Linked DNA regions of Mus musculus: all the other regions are linked to region 2. Evidence: chromatin loops called from intact Hi-C (ENCODE). Cell type or tissue: gastrocnemius. All regions are shown on one strand.

What was found. Peaks named below come from ENCODE experiments on the same cell type or tissue, not always from the same donor. Only the 100,000 strongest peaks of a DNase experiment are listed, where the experiment ranks them.
Region 1: it touches region 2 in a loop (10-fold over the local background); 20 of 42 quality-filtered maps call a loop at or near these places.
Region 3: a loop joins it to region 2, with 5 times the contacts of the local background. A loop is called at or near these places in 8 of 42 quality-filtered maps.

What each region holds. Positions count from the first base shown.
Region 1 is chr5:64,999,994-65,007,993 of GRCm38, forward strand. Fam114a1 (family with sequence similarity 114, member A1) reads left to right here. Exons shown (of 14, transcript NM_026667.3): 4 at 5,805-5,918; 5 at 6,041-6,150. The region is part of intron 2 of Gm32374 (a long non-coding RNA gene); the gene reads right to left. Among named protein-coding and RNA genes, the nearest start is that of Gm32374, 16 kb to the right of the region's middle. In gastrocnemius, a CTCF peak has its summit at 3,149; a DNase peak (open chromatin) is centred at 6,101; H3K27ac peaks cover 3,411 bases.
Region 2 is chr5:65,210,089-65,218,088 of GRCm38, forward strand. It overlaps Wdr19 (WD repeat domain 19), which reads left to right. Exons shown (of 37, transcript NM_153391.2): 5 at 2,727-2,842; 6 at 5,715-5,830. Among named protein-coding and RNA genes, the nearest start is that of Wdr19, 14 kb to the left of the region's middle. In gastrocnemius, no CTCF peak of the experiment used is centred here; a DNase peak (open chromatin) is centred at 3,437.
Region 3 is chr5:65,070,519-65,078,518 of GRCm38, forward strand. It overlaps Tmem156 (transmembrane protein 156), which reads right to left. Exons shown (of 6, transcript NM_001370814.1): 3 at 5,045-5,305; 4 at 3,233-3,352; 5 at 1,724-1,807. Among named protein-coding and RNA genes, the nearest start is that of Tmem156, 17 kb to the right of the region's middle. In gastrocnemius, CTCF peaks have their summits at 4,342 and 5,737 (motif pointing right); a DNase peak (open chromatin) is centred at 4,334.

The DNA of each region.
Region 1 (8,000 bases), 210 kb before region 2:
TGTCTCAACTCTTCAGTATATGTCAGAATCCTGAAGATGTAGGCTCTAATGCCAGCAAAGGAATGGACTGGCAAACAAAGGAAGAAAGAGAGCTTCCTTTTTCCATGTCCTTTATATAGACTACCTGCAGAAAGTGTGGCCCAGATGAAAGATGGATCTTCCTACTACAAAAGATCCGGATTAGAAGTGGGCCTCCCATTTCAAAGGGTTTAATTGAGAAAAAAGTATCTCACAGGTGGGCTCAGCCATTTGGGTTTAGTTGGTTCCAGATGTAGTTGAGTTGATAACCAAGAATAGCCATCACGGTTCATCCATGAAAAGGATGATGCTATTGATGCTACAGTTTCCCACAGTGCTTTGAAATCTCTGTATCAGGAACAAGACTGATGGATTTCTGGTGGGCTTTGATGCAAACATTGTCAGCTCAGTAGCACTTATTCTTATCCCTGACCCTAGGGTAGGGTATATTGAACATTGACCACAGAGAAATTTGCCCATCGTTTTGGAGAGCGAAGACTTTTCCAGAAAGAAAGTTGATTGTCACCTTTTAAAGCTGCATTTAGTTTGCTTATTTGAGCATGGCAGCCTCGATGTATCTTTTTCTAAAAAACTACATTCTACGACTTGTTATTATGTCTTGAATTCATTAAGAGAAGTGTCTGAGGCAAGATCAATATTTTTTAGATGACTGTCATTACAATTCACCCCCAAGAAGAGTGTAAGGCAAGACCTCTCCAAAGGGCAGTTGGCGTTCTCCATAGAGTTTGAAGTGCACATTCCTCTAAGTCCAGCCCACCTCTGCTGGTTCTTTGAAAAGCTCACTGATGTATATGTACAGAGATGGTCAATACAGAAGCCAGGCAGTGACTACTTACTGTATTGGGTGTGCCATAGTCACTTGAGTGTGAACAAATGAATTAAAGCTCCCTCCCCCAAGAGGGAGAAAAAAGCCAGCAGAGAATACACTCTCTGAATAGGAAAATTATACAAAGTTCCAGGAAGTGGCAAATATCTAAAAAATATACAAAATAGAAAAAGCTCAGAGTTGCTGGGAGTGTAGGTTAAAGTTTTTAAGAGGGTGCTGGGGCTAGGCTTTGATGATGTACTATCCGAACAAAGAGCTAGAGGAAAGGGTGGTTCAACGCGCATATATGAGCTAACAACCAAAATATACACCAATAAAGAACTGTTAGGGTGTGATCTACTTATTTTATTGCTGGGTATATATTCAGAAGGCTTGAGAGTAAGGTCTCAGAGAGTTATTGTATACCCATGTTCAAACTGTCATTATTCACAACACTAACATGTAGGTGCAAGCCATAGATCTGCCAATGGTATATATAACAAGCAGGGTATACAGTGAAATAATATGCAACCTTAAAAAGGAAGGGAATTCTGACACACACCACAAATGGATGAACCTTGAGTGGCGTTATGCTAAGCTAAACAAGACCAGGCACAAAAAGCAAGTACTGTGGGATTCCACTTGGATAGGGTTCTTAGAGTGACCAAAATCAGAAAGACACAGAGTAAAACAGAGGTTATCAGGGCCTGGTAGGTAGAGGGAGGAGGCGCTACTGCCTAATGGGTACAAATGAGGTCTGGAAGTGGACATTAGCGGTGTGTCTGCTCCATGAAACTGTGTAGTGGAGCACTTAAGAGGATACATTTTATGTTATACCCATTTCCCTCAAAACGTATTAGGGGAAAATTCAGCCACGTAGATCAGAGAACCAATTGATGGTTTTGTCTGTTTTGTATGTACTGTTTTTAAAAGAAGGAAATATATTTAAAAGAAAGCAATTTAGATGGGAAGAGACCTCCTCATGACGTAGCTGCAGCCCTTGCCATTGGCAAATATGTCTAACAGAAAGCAGCCTTGGGCTACCCGATCATGCTGTCTAGAGCTACAGCTATTCCTCTTTACCACTGGTCGGAGACCCAGCCTCCACAAGTATGCTATTTCATCTCTCTCTCCCAATGGGCTGGGCCTTTGGATTTGATAGGATTCACAAGAAGAGGACTTAAGAAGAATATTGAACTGGGGTGTGGTATCACCCCATACCCCATGGTCCCAACCCAACCGCATCCCCACGTCTTCCAGTACAGGGAGTGATTCCGAACATCAACCCTGACCGTGCAAGGCATGACTGGGATACAAGAGCCAGAGTAAGGCCACACTTCGAACATGGACTTCACCTTGCTGTGTGGTCAAGGTGAGGCAACTCAAGTTCAGGTTAGCATAAGTCAAAGTGTTCTAAAGAAGAGCCTGACCAAGGATCTGACCTTCAAGGTTAGAAGGCATTCTCAACTATAAAACTTCCTCAGTATGTCAAAGGGATTATACATGTTGGTTCTGGCATCAGATGGACTGGATTTAAATCCTGCTTCCCGCTTACCAACTTTGGGACCTTTGGCAGATAACGTTCTTTTGATTGACCTCAGTTTTCTCAGTTATGGAAGGGGTATTACACATCTCTTAGCACAGTGTTATTAAGAAAAGTAGACACTTTAATACAGTGTCTGGGATGTCCTAAAGGTATAGAGGAGAGATTTTGGAAGGTCGATATTATAATTCTCATGGCAGAAAAAGCACAGAAGCAGAGACACGCGGACAAATTAGGTAACTAAGTTAACATCACACAGCTAAGAAATTGTGGGACCAATGTCCTTGGCGGATTTCAGTCTAGATTGCTTTCATTTAGCGTGTAAGCACAGGTAATTAAAAAGCCAGATGGCCATGGAATGTTTTTAGAGGACACTGTCCTGCAACATTCTTGGGACATTCTTGCCCTCTTGTCTTGATTTGGGTTTGCTGGGTTTTTTTTTGTTTGTTTGTTTGTTTGTTTGTGTTTTTTTTTGTTTTGTTTTGTTTTGTTTTGTTTTCTGGTTTGGCTTTCCAGCACTCACCTACTGCAGCCTGAAAACCAGACCCAGTCCCAGCCTCAGAGCCTTGGGATTCCGGAGCCTTCCATGTTTTAGAATATTTAGGGTTTGTGGTGGTGTGAAGTTATTTCACAAACGACACCAAGTAGTGTCACACACATTTGTTGTCTTTTTCTTGTTAGTAGAAACCTCTGGAAATGGAGTCATTAGTCAAAAATAAAAGTCCCAGTGGCTCTGTTATGATTTCCTTATCTGGGCACTAGATGTCACACTAAGTCAAGCTTTGGAAGTGGCTCAGCTAAGTAGGGTGTGGCAGTCTCTACCTATTTAAAAAAAAATCACAATATTTAGGTAAATATAACGCTTAAATTTGAATTTCTAGGAAAATTCAGAAAGTACTTTCTTTTACTTACAAAAAAACTTAGAATTGTTAATCAGAGAACAGATAGCACCATGGTGAAATGCCGGCTTAAACACATCTTAGCTGCATGCACATGAAAACTGTCTTCCATTCCGAAAACAAAGGGGTAGTTCTGGAGACAGTTTATGCACACTTGTCTGTGGTCATGTGGGAGGCTTGTTCTTTTTTTCCCTTTGCTGTTTTGTTTGAGACGGTATCTCATGTAGCCCAGGCAAGCCTTGGACTTGTTAGGTAGCTGAGGCTAGTCTCTTACCTTCCTCTGCTTTCCAAGTGCTGGGACTACAGACTGGCCAAGATGAGAAGCAGCTCTCCCAACAGAGAAACAGACAAGACTAACCTACTGTGGAGGAAGTCAAAGAGGGGGATGTAAGGCCCCGGAAGATTAAAGAGCTAATAATGAGTGTGAGCGCCGCTGAGCCCCAGAGCTGAGCAAGCTGTGCCTCCAGAGATCACTTATTCCCTGACTTTGGCTCTCAGAAATCTATAGCTGTGAATTATGCGTGGAGAATTCTGCAGTCTCCTTTTGGAAAGTCTGTGTGGATGTTGTTGTTGTTGTTTTTAAACTACCTTGAAGAATATGAAGCCAACGACTTAAGTGTTTGCTGAAATTTCGATGAGATTCCATTGAAATGTTTGGAATTCTTTGGAGGCTAGAAAGAATTAATTCGAGTCAGATTGAAAGCTTATAATTAAGTCTTCGGCTTAGCAGTTTGTTTTTTTTTTTTTTTCCGAGTAACTCAGTAATGAGTTTGAGCTGTGTTTAATTATCTGCATGAGTGTAGGCACATATTTCTATTGTAATTAAAGCTGTAAATCATGTTTCCTAAGTTTTCAGGGTTTGTAGGTAATATATGATGACAAATAGCTTTCGTTGGAAGAAGCCAGTAAATACCATTGCCTGTGTTGCTTTGATAAATCAGGTTAGAACTGAGAAATCGGCCTTCTGTGTGTATGTGGGGGTGCATGTGTGAGTATGTGCAGAGGCCAAAGGCTAACCTCGAAAGTCAAAGGGTATTCCTCAGGATTGTGTCTGCCTTGCCTTTTGAAACAGCATGGCTCACTTGGCCTGAAATTTACTGATTCAGTTACAACGGCTGGATGTCAAGCCCCAGGGATGTATCTGTCTCTATGTCCCCAGCTCTGAGGCTACAAACTCATGCCACCACACCTAGATTTCCACAGGGTTCTATGCATTGATATCAGATCCAAAATACTACTCTTTTGAGTATGTATGAGTCTCATCTGTGTCTTCCTCTAACTCAAGAGATGGATGAACAGTCATTTGAACAGTGTTTTGTAATTCTGACTGGTTCTAGTTGACTCTGGTGTCTTCCTTTGACTTGGTTACCACTGCCTCGTGTTTGAACAACCCAGGGTCCCAGGATGCGTGCTTCCTTTCTCCTTACATGCCACGGCAGGTAGCAGGCACCCAGATGGAGGGGGCACAGGCTGTTTTTCCTTCTAGAACTCCAGTAGCCATGAGGACCGCAGTGGTCTACCAGTGCTTTGATCCCTTCCTCCTGTCTAAGAAAGGCTTACCCCATCTTAGTGCAGGGTGTCAAGCTGTCTGTGGATGAAATAGAAGACTCTTTTCTATCAAGTCAAGGGTTGGTTTTTACCCAATGAGTGGGAAGGTCTGCTCTGTACTCCTTACCGAATCCCAACTGTGCCAGTGTCTTGGAAATAAAGACTGTCCCTTCTTGGAAATACAGGTGCTATTAGTCTGATGGAGTCCGTGACCTTCAGCCTACTTTGGACTGCTACTCCTTCCCAATTTCCCCACTGAGTGACCCTTTGATTTAGAGCTGTCAGCTCAAGACCTTTCATGGTGTACGTTTGAGGAACTGTAGTGTTATTTTTTTATTTGTTTGTTTGGAGGGCTTTGTTTTGTTTAGAGACACGATCTTGCTAAGTAGCCCACACTGACCTAGAATCTTATGCAGACTAGGCTAGACTCAAACTTGCCATCCTCCTGCCTCAGCCCCCTGAGTGTTAGGATTATATGCCACCATACATATAATCCTAGGAACATATTATACATAGGTTTATACATAGGAACGTATTGAAGGTCATCTGACTTCAATCCAGCCCATGTTAACTGAGCACCTGCCATGTGCTAGGACTTCAAAAAGCCAACAGCGACCACAAGAGAACGATTGATCAGCCATATGACACTTTAGAAAACAGGATGAAGACATGCCTTTCAAAGACGCTGACTTGAGTTTGGAGTTTCCCTGTTAAAAACAGCCACCATGGCAGAAGCCAAAAGGGGTCTGGGAACATAGTGAGGAAACTGAGTCACAAAAGAGAGTGGCTTTAAGGCCACTCAGCCTGACCATGCTGAGTTCATCTTTGGATCCTACCACAGGGAATCTGAACACATTGCTGCCATTCAGGGTAGAACCCCGCAGTCCAGATGGTCTTGTGAGATTAGTCTAGGGTCACAGACTGTGCAGATTGTAATGTCTCTGTGAACTATATATTTATGTCCTTGCAGGTCATGGATTAACAGCAGTCAAAGAAAAGGCAGGGGCAACCCTACGAATCCACAGTGCCAATTCTGCATCTCCCGAAGGGGCCCCAACTGATGCTGAAAACGGAATCTCTGGAAGTGAGTGGCGTGCTCGCCTGGTGTTTTGTTACACCCGTGTGCATGACTACACAGTGGGGAAAAGCCCAAGTTCAGATCAGCAAAATGCATTCTAACCAGGGTGTTATTTCTTGCCATGACAGATGTGACTCCAGATCAGGACCCTGCCAGAGGCCCCCACACTCCTCCTCCACCAGGGGCGGCAGGGTCGAGAGGCATGCTGTCAGCCCTCACCAATGTGGTTCAAAACACGGTGAGTCCCTAGAGGCCTCCCCTGTTTTCCCTAGTGGCTCAGTTCTTTTGATCTTTGCAGCTTGTGACCTAGATACATCAGAGAGAAGGCTGCCTCACTCCTGACTTTGGATTCCAGTTTGTTATGCTTTCTGCTACAGAGTAGCTATAACCTTGGATCTGAAATAATAAGGGCAAGATGAAATGCAGTCTGTGTTTAAAAGAAGAGAGTGGTTTAGAAGATTTTTTTTCCAATCTGATCTAACAGTGTCCCTTCTAGCTGCTTCAAGGACGGCATTTAGGTGAGGGAGGGAACTTGGAGCTGGGACAGCTGTTCTTCCTGGATCAGGTCTCAGTTCTCTTAAAATTGGAAATCCTTCAAAGCAAAAAAGGACTAGTAATGACTCAGGGAGAATAACTCAGAGACCAACCCAGCCATAGCCTCCCTCCTGATCCCTACAGCCCCTTTCCCTGCAGAACCCTAAACGTACACCTGAAAGTCTTATTTTTCCATTGTTTGTTTATTCCTTTTTATTTAAGTTGAATTGATTTTTTTTAAAGACAGATACTCAACCATCTCACTCCTCCAGGAAGCTCGCTATTGATGATAAACATTGAAAGGAAGCAGAGGTACCACAGTGAGAAGAGGAAGTCAGCAGGTCCTTAGCACCAGGAAGACAGGAGTCTACTATGTAGAACAAGCTAACTATATTTTCTAGAAATATGGGCTCGTGCCCTTTTTAGTCATTTATCCATTTGTTATATTAAAGAGAGACAGTTGACCCTTACTGTGTGTGAGGAGCCTCACCAGACTCTGGCCATATAGGCTAATGCTATGTCTTGCCATATTAAGGCGGTTTAACAATGGTGTGTGATGCATTATGGGAAAGGAGGGGATTGTGAATGGCCCCGTAGGTTATCTTACCCATATGTTGGGACAAAAGAGTGCCAGGAGTAAAGGAAGACTGGATAGGGAGAAGGAGGCACACCAAGTGTTAAGAGTCACAACGCAGAGCTGTTCAAGGCCACCCATGAGAGTGGGGGAAGCTCTCTCTGTAACTCGGGTGTAAAAAGCAAACCCATGGCTTCTCACTGCTCCCTTTTTTAAAAATTATTTTTTACATGATCTATTATTGTGTGTGCATATGGTGAGAGGGCACCTATACCATGGCATCTAGATCATGTGAAGGTCAGAGGGCAACTTTGTGGAGTCACCTCTCCCCTTCCACTTTATGTGGGGTTCTGGGACTAGAACTCAGGTCACCAAGTTCACGCAGTAACTGCCTTTACCCACTGAGCCATCTTGCCAGCCCCCAGCAGTCATCTTGAGTGCATCCCTCACATCCTCAGTCTCCTTACATGGTCCTGAACCTGCTTGCCCTCCTCCCACAGTCCCGGCCCACCAGGCATAGATACTTCCTGGGTCTCCCGTTTATTCTCTGCTAAGGTGACAGGATGTTGGGGGCAGGAGAGGGGGTGGAGTGGGCGGGGCAGTAAATCAAAGCAAGGGAAAGTGTGAGCTTCTGGGAAGCCCATGTTCTCTGTGCTAGTCGCTTCTTATCATTGCTGGGACAAAGTGCCTAGCGGAAATAACACAGGGAAGAAGATATATTTTGCTCATGGTTTGAAAAGCTTTCGTCCATGGTTGCTTGGTCCCAAGTGCTTGGACAGGACATCATGGTGGTGGGAATACGAAAGAAGGAGGCTCTATACCTTCTGGCAGTCAGGATGCTGAGAAAGAGGAAGGGACTGGGGACCAGATATAACCTTTGAGGTATATCCGAGAGTGGCCTACTTCCTCCAACTAGGCTCCACCTCCAGAAGTATGTAGCGCATCCTGAAGTAACAGTACTAACTGAGGGCCAGGGATGT
Region 2 (8,000 bases):
TTACTGAAGGTATTTATCAGCTGTATGAATTCTCTGGTAGATTTTGGGGGGTCACTTATGTATACTATCATATCATCTGTGAATAGTGATATTTTGACTTCTTCCTTTTTAATTTGTATCCCCTTGATCGCCTTTAGTCGTCCTATTGTTCTAGCTAGAATTTCAAGTACTATATTGAATAGATAAAGAGAGAGTGGACATCCTTGTCTTATTCCTGATTTTAGTGGAATTGCTTTAAGTTTTTCTCCATTTTATTTGATGTTGGCTAATGGCTTGCTGTATATTGCCTTTATTGTGTTTAGTTATGCAGATCCAAGGTACATACCTTTAAACACAATGAAATCAGCTATAATCTCTCCAACACTCTTATCATGAAGGGGTGTAGGATTTTGTTCAAGAGTTTTTCAACATCTAATGAGATGATCATGTGGGGTTTTTTTTCTTTCAGTTTGTTTATATAGTGGGTTACATTGATGAATTCCCATATGTTGAACCATCCCTGCATCTCTGGGATGAAGCATACTTGACAATGGTGGATGATATTTTTGATATATTATTGTATTTGGCTTGCAAATATTTAATTTGAGTATTTTTGCATCAATGTTCATAAGGAAAATTGGTCAGAAATTCTTTCTTTGTTGAATCTTTGTATTGTTTATGTATCAGGGTGACTGTGGCCTCATAGAATGAGTTCTGCACTGAATCTCTGACCCTGTAAGCCAGCCCCAATTAAATGTTGTCATAATAAGAGTTGCCTTGGTCATGGTGTCTGTATCATCAAGGTGAAAGCATGGCAGCATCTAGAAAGGCATGGTGTAGGAGGAGCTGAGAGTTCTACATCTTCATCTGAAGGCTGCTAGTAGAAAACTGACTTCCAGGCAGCTAGGATGAGGGTCTTAAAGCCCACACCCACAATGATACACCTACTCCAACAAGGGCACACCTACTGCAACAGGACCACACCTTCTAATAGTGCCACTGCCTGGACCAAGCATATGCAAATCATCACAGAACCCCACACATTAATAGTGGGAGACTTCAACCTAACTCACGTCAATGAATAGGTCATCCAAACAGAAACTAAATGGAGAAATAATGAAACTAACAGATGTTATAAATAAAATAAGCCTAACATATCTACAGAACATTTCACCCAAACACAAAAGAATATACCTTCTTCTCAGTACCTTATGGAACCTTCTCCAAAATTGACCATATACTCAGTCACAAAGCAAGTGTCAACATATACAAGAAGAGTGAAATAACTTTCTGTATCTTATTGCTACCATGGATTAAAGCTGGATTTGGACAACAGAAACAACAGAAAGCCTACAAACTCATGGAAACTGAACAACTCTCTACTCAGTGATCACTGGTGTCTGTTCACAGCAGTAAAACCATAACTAAGACAGGTTCAATGTGTGATTTAAGCTTTAATAACGTTTCACTTACAAATGTGGGTGCCCTTGCATTTGGGACATTGACATTTAGAATTGAAACATCATCTTTGTTGATTTTTCCTTTGATGAATATGAAGTGTTCTTCCCCATCTCTTTTGACTAATTTTGGCTGTAGTAAAAGGGCTACTTCAGCTTGCTTCTTGGGTCTGTTTGCTTGGAAAATCTTTTTCCACCACTTTGAGATAATAAATATCTTTCTTGCTGAGGTGTTTCTTATATGGAACAAAATAATGAATCTTGTTTTCATACCCACACTGTTAACCTGTGTCTTTTTATTGAGGAATTGAGTCCATTGATGTTGAGAGATATTAATGACCAATATTTTTAATTCCTGTTATTTTAATGTTAGTGGTTGTGGAGGAGGAGGGGAAGGAAGGAAGAGGAGGAAGAGGAGGAAGAGGAGGAGGAGGAGGAGGAGGAAGAGGAGGAGGAGGAGAAACCACACAGGGCAAACCAACCTCACATTGCGAAGAACATGTTTTTCCATAGAGGCATATAAACAAATAACAATAGCCAGCAGTAATGAATAATCTGAAGTAAACTCTCCACTGCACCTAGAAGGAGTGTGCAAACACATTCCAAAACCAGTTCTCCGTTTTGAAGAAACTGAGGTCTCAAGACTGTCACCTTATAAATTTGAAGTTCTATAACAAAGTCTACATTCATTATTATTGTTGTTGTTGTTGTTATTTTGAGTCTACCTGCTGCCAAGATGATATTCTGCCTCCAGTTTTTCTTTTAATTAATTAATTTATTTATATTATATGTAAATTTCCCCTTCTATGCATGGTCTTGCCAGCATGTATGACTGTAAACCACATGTATTCCTGTACCTTCAGAGGCCAGAAGTGGGTATTAGCTCTCCAGCAACTGGTGTTACCATGGGGGCAGTGCTGGTAATCAAACATGGGTCCAGATAGTGTTCTTAGCTTCTGGGCCATCTCTCTGACACCTCCAAAATTCTTTTTAGCATGTAGCCTTCATCTAAAAACCATAAGCTGTGCGAGTTTTTGGTTTATTTTTTGTTTTGTTTTGTTTTTTTCTTGAGACAGAGTCTTACTGTGTAGCCATGGCTGGCCTCGGACTCCCAGAGACCTGCCTGCCTCTGCCTCCCGAGTGCTGATATTACAGCTAAAAGCTCATGAGCTATAATGTCGCACTTCAGCTTCTAAGCAGAAGTTAAAGTTATACATGAAGTATTTCTTAGAGGATTCTTAAGGGGTTTATGTTGTGAACTGTTCTGTAACATATCTCTTAATGTTACAGGGATCAAATGTCTTTCCTTCTTTGGTCAAAAATTGGAAGTTTCCTGGCTGTTGGGACCATTAAAGGAAATTTGCTCATTTATAATCATCAGACATCTCGAAAGATTCCTGTTCTTGGTAGGTTCTACCTGGAAACACTGCTACACGTTGGCAATGCTGTTCTGAGAGTTGGTTCCATTGTCTGGGATTTCCCTGAGATGGCACAGAAAAATGTTTCCCTGGTCCATCTTAGATACCTGTCCAAGAGGATCCCTCTCCTGCTTGCTAAGATTTCCTGAGTTAAGGTCAGCCTGTGTCTTTGGCCATCAGGACATTAATGGTACCCATTTCCCCTCTCACACCCAGGTTGTATCTCTAGACATAGAATAGCTCATATGTGTATCAACACCTGTTGACCCCACATGTTAGTTAATTTTAGTCAGTGTGGCTGTATTCTACCATATACTAATTTTAATCCACATAGTGAGTTAACCAAAGTGTTCAGTGCCTGCTTACATGGGGAATATCCATCTTGAGTGCAGACTTTGGAATGTGAGTAGTTTGCCCGTGTGACCTTGCATGGAGTGCTCTGATTCCTTCCCCCTCTGTTCACTTGGCCTTGGCCCCTTGAATACCCAGGAAGATTGACCCTCTTCACTGTAGCATCATTCTGATGAGCGGTAGAGTGAGCAGGGCTAACTGCACGCAGGCGGCCAGAAAAGCATCCCCTCCACTAAGGGAGTCAGCAAACGCTGGAGATAGCGACACCTACAGGACACTTGAGGAAGTGCTTCCCATTAAGAGCATAGCGTCATTTTAAATTATTTTCACATGTCTCTCTTTAGTATTAATTTTAATTTTTAGTGATGAGAGATAAATAGAAGCATCATTAATCTATTAGACCAAACTAAAATTTTCTCCCAGTTAAAAAATCAGCCTTTTCCACACAAATTGTATGACCCCTGTAGGCATTCTGATTCCCACTTTATCTCTGAAAATGTCTTCCAGTACATTTATAAGCCCCAGAGATTTGGACACTGGATGTGTATGGAAATAGTATGTCAGAGCATGATCATTCTCATATCAGGCTGTCATATGAACACAATGTTGTGTGTAATCTGTATTTAATATGAATATGATTCTGCCACATTTTTTTTTTCAAGACAAGGTTTCTCTCTTTGCCCTGGCTGTCCTAAAACTCTCTGTAGACCAGGCTAGCCTCGAACTCAGAGAGATTTGCCTGTCCCTGCCTCCCTAATGCTGGGATTAAAGGTGTGTGCCACCATAGTCCAGCACCATATTTTTACTTAATAATCATATGAAAACATACCTGAAAAGACTAGAATTAATTGCCATGTCAGGACCATTAGATGAGTATATTGTTGCCTCTCTCATGCTTGTTTGGGATTCGTGGCTCAGCTCTGTTTCCTTTTGACTGTTTAAAAAAGATTTGTCTTTATTATTTTAAACTATGTTTAGGTTTTGCTACACATGAGTGCAGATGCTGTAATGGCCAGAGGCGTTGAATCCACTGGAGCTGAGATTACAGATGGTTTTAAACCACCTGCTCTGGGTGCTGGGAACTGAGGTTGGGTCCTCTGGGGAAAGAGCAAATGCTCGTAACCCCTGGGCTCTCTCTCCAGCTCCTCTTCTTAACCTTTCTTAAGATCAGGTCATCCCACCTTGGGGTGCTCGATCCACCAGCACTGGATAGTAACCAAATATGCATTTCATGCTGTACTGATCTGTGCCTTTGAGCTCAACAAGATACTGGCATTTCTTGCTATGCAGTGTTCTGATATGTACACATGTTAGTTATGACAGTTTAATTAAATAATGCCAGTCTCCCATTTCGGTTACCAAAGTGACCAGAGAACTCTAGCTCATGTTAACTGTTCTTACTGATGCTATGCTGAGCCTGAGTTTTGAGCAGTGTGACAGTGTATCGGAAAGAAAGGAAGGTTTCTTCTCCCTCTCCTTGGTAAAGAGAAGAATTTATGGGCCAGTGAGATGGCTCAGCAGGTAAAGGCACTTGCTGCCAAACCTTACAACATGAATGCAATCCCTGAAACCCACATGGTGAAGGAGAGAATCAATTCCCAAAGGTTGTCCTTTGACCTCTGCATGTGCGCTGTGGAACACACATGCACACATGCATGTGCCATGTATGTGCACATGCACACACACACATAAGCAAATAAATAAATAAATATAATTTTCAAGAAGAAAGGCATTTGTCTTCAGCACCTTTCAGCCTCTCTTCACGTAATCCTTCCCTTTCCTGGTTTCACTGCATCACCTGAGTCCTTTAATCCAAGAGAAACACAGTCTGCCCACAGGCTCTTCTCTAAACGCTCCCTTCACCTTTGTGCTTTAGGGGTTGCTTCCTTTAAGATATTACAAGCTGCCGGGCGTGGTGGCGCACTCGGGAGGCAGAGGCAGGGAGATTTCTGAGTTCGAGGCCAGCCTGTTCTACAGACTGAGTTCCAGGCTATACAGAGGGACCCTGTATATTACAAGCTTGGTTCTGTGATGAATCAACAAAATTTGTAGAGGAATACATTGTTCCCTGATAAGACCTGTTTATATTATCCAGACAAAAAGTTGTTATATAGGGCTGGTGAGATGGCTCAGTGGGTAAGAGCACCCGACTGCTCTTCCGAAGGTCCAGAGTTCAAATCCCAGCAACCACATGGTGGCTCACAACCATCTGTAACAAGATCTGACGCCCTCTTCTGGAGTGTCTGAAGACAGCTATAGTGTACTTACATATAATAAATAAAAATAAATCTTTAAAAAAAAAAAAAGTTGTTATATACCGTTATTTTACTTTCTAGCTTAGTGATGATGGATTTGATATAAATTTGCATAGACACTAAGGGCTTTCGTGGGAGTAGAATCTCTTGTCTGTTCAGTCCCATGGCACATAAGATTAGCATAACTAATTTTTTATTTATCTGTTTTGAGAAGTCCACATGTCAGCAAAAATTGCCTTTTTTTTTTTCTTCAGGAAAACATACTAAGAAAATCACATGTGGATGTTGGAATTCAGAGAATCTCCTTGCTTTGGGAGGTGAAGATAAAATGATTACAGTTAGTAACCAGGAAGGCGACACAATAAGACAGGTAACACGCCACCATCTCTCTATGTGAGATGTTCATTTTTCCTTGTGGTAAACAGTTTTATGTCAGATTAATGTATAAAAGTTTATTTAAGTCACTGTGGAATATGCTTATAATTCCATATTTTTAAAGATGCTGATTTATTTTACTTTTGGTGTATGAGTGTTTGCCTGCAGTTATGTGTGTATACCGTGTGCATGCTTGGTGACCACTGAAGTCAGAAGAGGGTGTCGTCAGGTTTCCTGGAATTGGAGTTACAGATGTTTACTAGCCATCTGTGGGCACTGGGAACTGACCCTGGGTCCTCTGCAAGAGCAACAAGTGCTTCTAACTACTACGCCAGCTCTCCAGCCCCCAGTTTTATGTTTTAAGGATCAGAAACCTTTGTCTGTTCCCATGCATCCATACACACACACAGCACCCAGATACAAGTGGGCACACAAACTTTCACACTTGCATACGCACACACACACTCACACACACACACACACACACAAATCCTTTTTTACTAGGATTTTTTTCTTTAAGATTAATAAGTTAGCTATTAAAGGAAATATATTTTCCCCTTTGATATCAAATGGATTATCAGCTCTGTGGTTTCAGACAGTATGTTTGTGAAGTTTTATGCATGCATGCTGATAAAATGGTAAGAACTAGAGAACTGTGGACTCCAAATCAGGCTTCCTGAGTCTAAAGCTTTAATGGATATACCTTTAATGGATATGTTAAATAGTTTCCAAAGGAATCCTGACTAAATCTCAATTAAGATGAATTCCTTCTTCTGTTGAAATTTCCCAAACTTGATTTGATCCTAAGAGGATCTCTTCTTCAGAGAATCTGCATTGTCAATGGCTACCTAGCATCACCACTGGGAAAATTATTCCATGAACCACTATCTATTCCTCAGTACCCTGGTGTACTGTCTTTACAGTCCATACCTCAGTGCCCTACTGTACTGTCTGAACTAGGCTGCACTGACTGAAATACTCTTGGAATATCTGCTTAGGCACAGCACACAGATAAACCTTCCTTGGTCTGTACTGTACAGACAGTTGGAAATGTGATGTATTTGTCAGCTGTTGTTGTATAACAAAATATCTCAAAATGTAGGAGCTTGAAACATCAGTGTTTCATTGTTGTTGACAAGGAATCCAGATGCAGCTTCTTGGAGTGCCTCTGCCTCAGAATCTCCCACAAGGCCGTTTCTAAGCTCACTCACGTAGTGGTTGGTAGAGTTCAGCTCCTTGCAGATTTCTGTTCCTATACAGACTCACTCTATCCACTGTAAGTCCTGATTCCCTACCATGTGGATCTCTCCCATGGAGTGTGCTGGAGTTGAATGTGGTTTATCACCCAAGGTTTCGTTGTCTGAAGTTTGGTCTCTCGTCTACATACTGTGGGGACGTAGGGGAACCTTGGAGGAGTTGGAGCCTAGTAGGAGGTGATGGAGTGTGGACAGGAAGGAATTCATGTAGCTCTCTTGGGACTCTTATTTACAATTAAGCAAAGGTTGTTATGAAAGGTTCTTCACCTTCACGGGACTTTCCTATTCACACACACTCCTGCCGTGATACTAGGTAGTCTTCTAAAAGACACATGGCCTTTCATGATGAGTTACCAAATTTTGTGGTCCAGCTTTTATGCTTTATAGCTTTGGGAGGTGGTAACAACCAGTACACTTTAGACTGTGAATCTTTAAAAGACAGAAGACAACCTGAATAAGGCAGAGTGTGGGCAAATGTTATCACAGAGGTTGGGAGTGTGGCTCAGTTCACGAGGCTCTGTGCTCAGTCCTTAGGACCAGTAAATAAGTAAGTAAATAGTAACAGAATTATAAGTTTCGAATTATAGGGACTGTAAGAACATGACAGTTGTCGTGTTGTGGTTTCCTGTCTTTCTCATGTAGCAGTAAGGAAGTGGGTGGGTTACCCAGAATGCCATCTCCCTTCCATCTTAGCTTCTGGCCTTTTCCAGGACGCATCCTTACCTGCCAGCTGAAAGCTCCTGCCTCAGGGTTCTGTCTGCATTTCAGCCCCGGGAAAGGGAGAGAGGGAGGCAAAACATTAGAAATTAGTGGAGAAGCTGAGCCAAAAGCAGCCTTGTTGGTTTCCTTTCCTGTCATAGCCCAGCCATATGGTCACACCCACACGTGTGCTTGTGCACGCGTGCACAT
Region 3 (8,000 bases), 140 kb before region 2:
CTACAAAACTCGGCAGAGTTGGGTTAAACCATTCCTGGGGTAGAGCAGGTATACTAGATAAGCGAACCGACAGATAGACAGACGGACAAATCATCATTACCTCCCTTTAGGAATCGGTTTTTCTCCTTAAAACCATACTATGGGTTGTTTTTTAAATATGTTATTAATTAAACAAAATTTTCATGAACCACACAAAATTTCTATTAACTTGATCCATATGTAGCCGACACTAAATATTGTTTAACTAATGCTAAGTAACCATACATGGCTTAATAACTTGCTAATACCAACTAGGAAGTCTGGATTATTTAAAATTAGGTCTTTAGGCGCACACAGTCTAATTTTTCCCAGACTAAGGGTCTGGGTGACTGCTTGTTTCAGTAGCTAACAAAAGCGTTAGGCACATGATCCCCCCGGGAAAGGCTGGCTGGGTCTCTAGGTGGCTGCTGTTGCCCTGCAGTAGAAGACAGGGCGTTGTCCAGTTTCCTGTCGTTTTTTTTAAAAAAAGAGTTTACACAGCAGACCTGAAGCCTCCTTTTGTATCTTCTCACAAGTGCAAAGGAGCTGTCCACCCACTGGAGACAAAGAATATCAGTAAACATCACTCAATTCTGTGACTTTTTAAAGAGTTCAAAATATTCCTTCTTGACAGGCATATAAGCATAATCCTACTACTCGGGGGCCTGAGGCAGGAGAACTATAATTCTTGAGGGCCAGCCTGGGCTATGTAGTAAGTCCTTCTCTCTCTCTCTCTCTCTCTCTCTCTCTCTCTCTCTCTCTCTCTCTCTCCACACACACACACACACACACACACACACACACACACACAGAGGAGGGGGAGGGGGAGAGGGAGAAAGAGAGACTGGAAGAGATTAAAATGGAAACTAAACAAAAGCCAGACCGTGTAACAAACCTTTAAGCCCAGGTACTCAGGAGGCTGAGGCAGGAGGATCACAGGTATGAGGACCATCTCAGCTATAAATTAGCAATTTAATGGGATCTTGTCTCAAAATTTAGAAAGAGGGGATGGACACAGCCTCAGCTGTGTAGAGTGCTTGCCTAATATGCTCCAGGCCCTAGATTGGATTTCCAGTTTTTTAAAAATCATTTCTTTTCTGTGAAGGAAAAGGACATCCCCCTGTCCATATCATAGTCTCTCTTTATAATGTGACTTGACAGCAGGAATTCAGGAGGCCACACAGTCAGAAAGAGATGAGACTGGAGCCAGAGCATCTGTGCCCACGGCCTTCTTAGCTGCTCTAATTAGGATCCCCTTAGTCCCTCCCGGTTTCTCCGGAGAGGACAGGGGGCTTTTTAATTGAGGCTATTAGGAGTTCTCTTTATACAAAGACACCCCGTGAAGTGAAGGCTCCGGCAGAGGCTCTGCCCACTCTACAATTACTTCATGCAATTCTGAGAAATAATGGTATCTTGTCTCATTTAAAAATAAACCCCAGGCGTGTTCCCTATGGCTTTCTCTCCCCTGCCTACTCACAGGAGTTTCTTCTTGCCAATTAGGCAAACTTTCCATTATTTAGGGAGGTGGCTTTGATCATGACTGTCCCCTGATAATGAGAAATACTAAGCTGGATTCTATTTGCCCACAGTTCCTTTATTCCAGTCCCAAGGCTACTGAAAATGAACTCCGATCTTGAGCTTGCTCTGAACTGATACAGCAGCTTTGGGAATCTCCTGTCCTAGCCGTAGGCTGCCGCAGACTCACCTGGAATAACCCTCATGCTCAAAGTGCTCAGCTTCACAGAGCCACCTCCTCTTAAGAGACCAGATGTAGATTTGTACTTATGACCTGTTCCAAGAAAAGAAATTAAACATTTAGATGACAAACAAGCACATTAGCTGTGGTGGTCCATGCCTCTAATCCCAGCACTTGGGAGGCTGAGGCAGGAGGATACTGATTGAAGTCAGCCTGGACTACATAGTAAGACCCCAGTGCCCCTCCCTTACAAAATCACATTCTTGCTGTCTTCTTGGTTCTGGTTTAAAGGGTTATCAAGGAGTTCCAAAAGGGGTCTGGAGCAACAAGACACTGAAGGACTTTTACCATTAAGTCCTCTCTCATTAACAAACACGAGGGCCTGTTGGTTGCAAGTCTTTAACCTTAGCACAGCCCCGGGAGGAAGAGGCAGATATATCTCTGTGAGTTCCAGGCCAGCCAGAGCTACGTACTGAGTCCCTGTCTCAAACAAACAAACAAACAAACCACAAAACAATAACGACAACAAAAACCCACAGACTCTTTCTAAAGTGATGGTTTCTCCACTACCATAAATATCATTATGGCCCGTCTGCTCATGAAAAGTATCAACCCTTATTTATAAAATACTACTTTTATCTACGTTGATATGATATGTAGAGTATCTAGGAAACATTTCAGATTAATGTGTAATGGCATGAGTATTGTGATTTTTTTTCCATGACTTTATATGCTTAGACTTGTAAGAAAAACCTTTGAAAGCCATCAAATTTGTCATCTGGATAGGTATTTGAAAGAATTTAATGTACTGGGTAATGTAATGGGTACCGTAATGGGTAATGTCCCACTACCCATGTCTTTCTAGGCATTTTTCTACCTTGTATCTTTCTTTCTTAATTGTATTCACATAGAAAAAGAGTTCAAGAAACATAGAACTATGAAAATTATTTTCAAATAACATACACTTATTTAAAATAAAGATTTCAATGCCTATAAAATACCAAGTCTTTATACTGTAATTTTGTTAATTGTGCAGCTTTGGACGAAACCATGAACTTTTCTGAGTTTGGTCATTTTTTTCCCCTTTTCATGCACAAAACGAAAATCATAGTACTGTTTACATATTGTTCTGGTTTCATTCTGGGGCTATGACAAATACCAAAACCGGAGGCAACTTGGGGTAGGGACTTATTTGTCTTACACTTCCTGGTAACAGTCTAGCACTGAGGGAAGTCAGGGCAGTCCTGATCACTCTTATTCTGCATGCTGCTCCCTCCACCTGGGAACTCCCTTCACAGCCAGGAAGCACAGCAGGCTGCTGCTTGCTAGCTGACTCGAAGACTGATACTTTCTTAGAGTGTCTAGAACCAGCATTTACACATAGTAGGTACACAATAAGTGGCCATCTGAACTAAAAAGAAAATCAGGGGGCAAACAGGTATTTGTATGTGTTTTCCTGGGCAAAGGAATGCCCTCACAGAGACAGTCCTTGCAACGCGTTTATTTCTTAGTACTTACTCTGCCATCTCCGCACTTTCCTGTGGTCTTCAAGTATTTTGTGGATAATAAAGATGATGCTTAGCATAAAAACTAATAGCACTAAAATGTACCAAGTGATCTTCATGGAACAAGTGACAGCTATAAAAATTAAAAATATATATATATTAAACACTATAAACCAATAAAGGACTAGTTAGCTAGTTAGCAGGCTTAAGTACTCAACAACACACAGTTCTATCATCCCTATAGCTTACAGGAAGCACGGACAGAACCAACCACTGGTTTCTGTCTTTTGACCTCTACTCGTGTGCTATGGCAGACATGTGTGTGCGCATGCACACACACACACACTCTACACAATGAGATAGTACCTCAGATAAGAGGCAATATTGTGGCACATGCCTTTAATGGTGAAGGCGTTTGCAGCCTTAACTGGAACAGGGTCCCTTGCTCCCCTGAATGTCTTTCCACTATATGAAATAAAGCTACTAAATGAGGAAATTGGCCAAGTGGCTCCCAGGGATCCATTCAATTCAAACCCCTAGCATTTAATTTCACTTCCAGGTGATGCCAATACCAATGTTCTTATTGTACATCAAGAGTGCCACAGGGCAGTGGCACTAGAGTCAGAGCTGTGTGCCATTAATCATCTTGGTCGTAGCCCCCCCAAATATGCCCTCAAATTAACAAAGGCCCAGCCGGCGCCCTGGAGGTGGGGCAACAGTGTGAACGCTGGTGCAGACAGAGGACCCCGCTGACCTGGATGGGTGGCCAGAGAGATGAAGGATCAAATCCTGATCTGCCAGGTAAAGGCTGGTACATGCAGTTTGGATAGAAAATATCCCCAGAGACTCGTGTGAAGGAACATTTGGGGAGGCTGCACCTTCTATATCTATGTTTGCTGAAAACATAATTTTAAAAAATAATTACCTTTAATATGGCTAAGCTTTAGAAAAGCATTCTAAAGTAATGGGAAAACGCCCATATTCTTGGAGCACCAAAATGTCTAGGGAAGAGTCCCCCATGGCACTAGCAGCTCCAGGAGGCACGGTTTACAGGTGATTGCATTCTCTAGTTTTCTGGTCCTCTGTCTCTGGGCTCCCGTCCCAGCACAGGGCTTGACATCCAGAGGGCGCTCGCTGAAGGGATGTACCATAAGGTGCTTTCTAATAATAGACTTTATGGTGAGGTGGGGCACAGTGCTTAGCAAAAAGTATTAACTGTGGGGCTCAGAACAGGGTGTTAGGGACTTAATCAGCCTTGAACAGACTTTACATACATCCGACCTTCTTACCCCTCAGAAGCAACCGGTGACACCCCCCCCCCCAGGTGCCTAATCCACACAACATCACATCAGAAAACTCTCCTCACCTGGGCTGTGTCAGCTCTGAGAGAGGATGGGTTGAACTGGCTAAAAGCCAACTTTAATCCTCTCTGGATACTTACCTTTAAAAAAAAAAAAAAAAAACCTCCCACCTTTGAATTCTGAGGTTTGTCGGCTGTTCATCAAGCACAGATACCAGACATACTACAGCTCTCCTAGGACAGAATCTTTCTAGTGTCCCTTTCTAGTGTCCCAAGTCATGTCTCTCACAACCCAGACATACCACCTCTATCTCCGATTATGGTTGAGTCCCATAAAAATACATTTTGATAGGAAAACTAAATACATAGAAAGGTTAATACCCTTTCAGGTTGCATTGTTTCAGCAACAAAATTCTTCAGCAACTCAACTTCCGGTGACATTTGGTTAATGTCACAGCTCTTTCTTAATGTTTTTGTATAGATACCAAAGTTCTCCCATTCCCTCTAACCTCCTTTCAAACTTACGTTTTACATCCGTTTCTAGGCGCAAGAAAATGTGAGCACAATTGTTCGTACTTTTCATAAATCTACAAGTGTGGTTGAGAGACTTTTTCCTGGCCAGATCTTCATCGACAGCTGAGGCTTTTCCAGGACGGGTTTCGGGAGTGCAGGTAGTGTTGTCTTCCTTCACAGGGTCAGCTATAAGAGCGGCGGTGATGTTAAAATACTGACAGGGTGAGGACAAATCACTTGCCGTCACTTCCATTGATCCCCTCATGACAAGACCTACAGCGAGGTTGAGAACCGGTTATTTGCAGAGTGGTGATATCTAATAAGAAAACATAATTCAGAGCTAAGTATCACTGGACATAGTTATGATGTCCCTAACCCTCGGGATGCTGATGGAGGACAGTACCAGACCACCCAGGGTTACAGTGCAAGGCCTTGCCTCAAAAACCAAACCAAACCAAAACAACAACAACACAAACGATCACAAGCAACCAACCAAAGACCCAAATCTCTTAAAATAGAAAAAGAAGCTATGGACATAATTATCACATTTGTAACTTTAAAATTGTTGCTTTCCTTGGCTTACAGAAACACCACCTTAGTCACTTCCTTCATCCTCACATGGTATTTCCATGTGTGTGTTTTTCCATGTCGACATATTGGCATAGTGTGTATACATAGTGTGTAAGCTAATGTGTGTGCCTACATGTACACCTGTAGGGGGCAGACATGAACCTTTGTTATTTTGCAGGAATCTGGAGCTTGCTGGTTGGCTAAACTGGCTGATCATCAAGTCCCGAGAATCCTTCCACTTCCCCATTACAGGGACTATAAGTGTATGTTACACACACAGCTTTTCATTCTGGTTCTGGGGATCTAACTTGTGTCCTTTTTCTTGGCTGGGGAGCACTTTAAAAAGGAGTACCTCCCTAGCCCAAAGGTCTCCTTTTTAAAAGGACATCAGTCCTACTGAGCTAGGTTCCAGGACAGTGATCTCATCTTAAGAAAATTATATGTACCACAATCTTATTCCAGATGTCACAGCCTCAGTGTTGAAGAAGGTTAATACTTCAACATATTAAAATTTGAGAGGATACATTTCAGTCTACACCACATGTTATCCCAAAATTTTACTGATTTCCCACAAATAGGGGGATTTAGCTCCCTCCCCATAGAGTACTGGAGAGTTAGACTGGTTTCTCCTTGTGGGCATGTAAATGAAACTTTTCTATTAAAGATTTAAAGGAGACATAGTTGGCTCTCTGTTTTTAAAGAACTTTGTAAAGCTACGGTCTCAGGGAAAAAACAAAATTCCTCCCCAGTCAGCAGTTTTCTAAGATCAAAGTATGACCTCAAAGTTGCATCCCCGTCTCAGTTATCAGCAGTTCTCAGCTGCATTGCTTTAAGTTAGCCAGCAGCAGGATGCAAGGCTAAGCACCCTGGCCACTCCCAGTGAGGCGCAGAACACCTTGGAGTTAGTAATAAAAACCCAGTGAGATTCCTGGAGGGCATACTTGCTTGTTTGATTAAGGCTGGCTACACCCCCTTCTGTAAAAGCAAACCTTTTTGCCTTGCTGAAATACTTTGAATATTGTGGTCATTTTCTCAAGACTCCAGACCTAATTTTAAGATAGTCAAGTGCAGAAGAAAGAAAAAAAAAATGGCATTGTATCACCAAGCAGGAAAAGGTGAAGTAGTTCCACTTGGTCCTTTGGGATACAAAGACCAGATTCTTGAGTCACCGTGAAAAGGCCCACTTTATGGCTAACTTGCTGCAAGATTCTTGGGACTTGAATGAAAGTGGAAAGACAACGTAAAAGACACCATCCACAGGGCGTGTTGGTGCACGCCTTTAATCCCAGCACTCAGGAGGCAGGGGCAGGCGGATTTCTGAGTTCGAGGCCAGCCTGGTCTACAGAGTGAGTTCCAGGACAGCCAGGGCTACACAGAGAAACCCTGTCTCGAAAAAAAAAAACAAACAAACAAAAGACACCATCCAGAGAGGGAAGAGCCAGCCTATGGGATGGGAGGAAAGATTCACAGGGTATAGCTGATAAACGGGCATATCCAGGACATGTAAGGAATTCCCATCGAGGAAGGAGGAGTACGGAGAAAAACAGACAACCTGATTTTAAAATGGGCAAATATCAGGTATGATGGTAATGCCTGCTGTCTCAGCTACTCCAGAGGCTGAGGCAGGAGGATTGCTGGATACTAGGAGTTGGAGGCCATCATGGGTAGCATAAGAAAACCGTGTCTCAGAACAAACAATCCCGCACAGAACCTGAACAGATTCTTACATCTGTTAAAAGATCCATGTCCTGTGGGTGGATGCAAACATCCAATGGGCGTAGGCAAACATGTTCAACATCACTTGTCATCATAAAAATGCAAGTTTGCGCCATGATCAGAATCGAACTGACTCCTGTCAGGGTGCCCCATGTGGAGAAGATGAATAAAGAATGCTGTTGAGAGTGGGGGTAATGTGGGTCCTTGTTCTGATAGTGGGATAGACACTACCGCCCAGTCAGCTTGGGAAATAGTTAACAAGTTCCTCAAAGACTGAGCGGTCTAATCTCACTTACTCCAACAATCTCACCTTCTGGCATCCAAAAGTGCCGAAATCAGACTCTCAAAGACGTATCCCCACAGTTCACAATAACTGAAATAGGGAAACCACCTGAATGTCTGCTGACTGGCAAATGCCTAAAGAAAACAGGGTCTGGAGAGATGACTCAGCAGTTAAGAGATGACTCAGCAGTTAAGAGGCCGCACTGCTTTTCCAGAGCACCCTGTTCAATTCCCAGCACCTACATGGCAGCTCACATGTAGTTCCCTCTGCAACTCCAGTCCCAGGGGACCCAATGCCCTCTTCTGGCCTCTGTGGCCACTGCAGACACATGGTGCACAGATACAAGCAAACACACACACACACACACACACACACACACACACACACACACACACACAC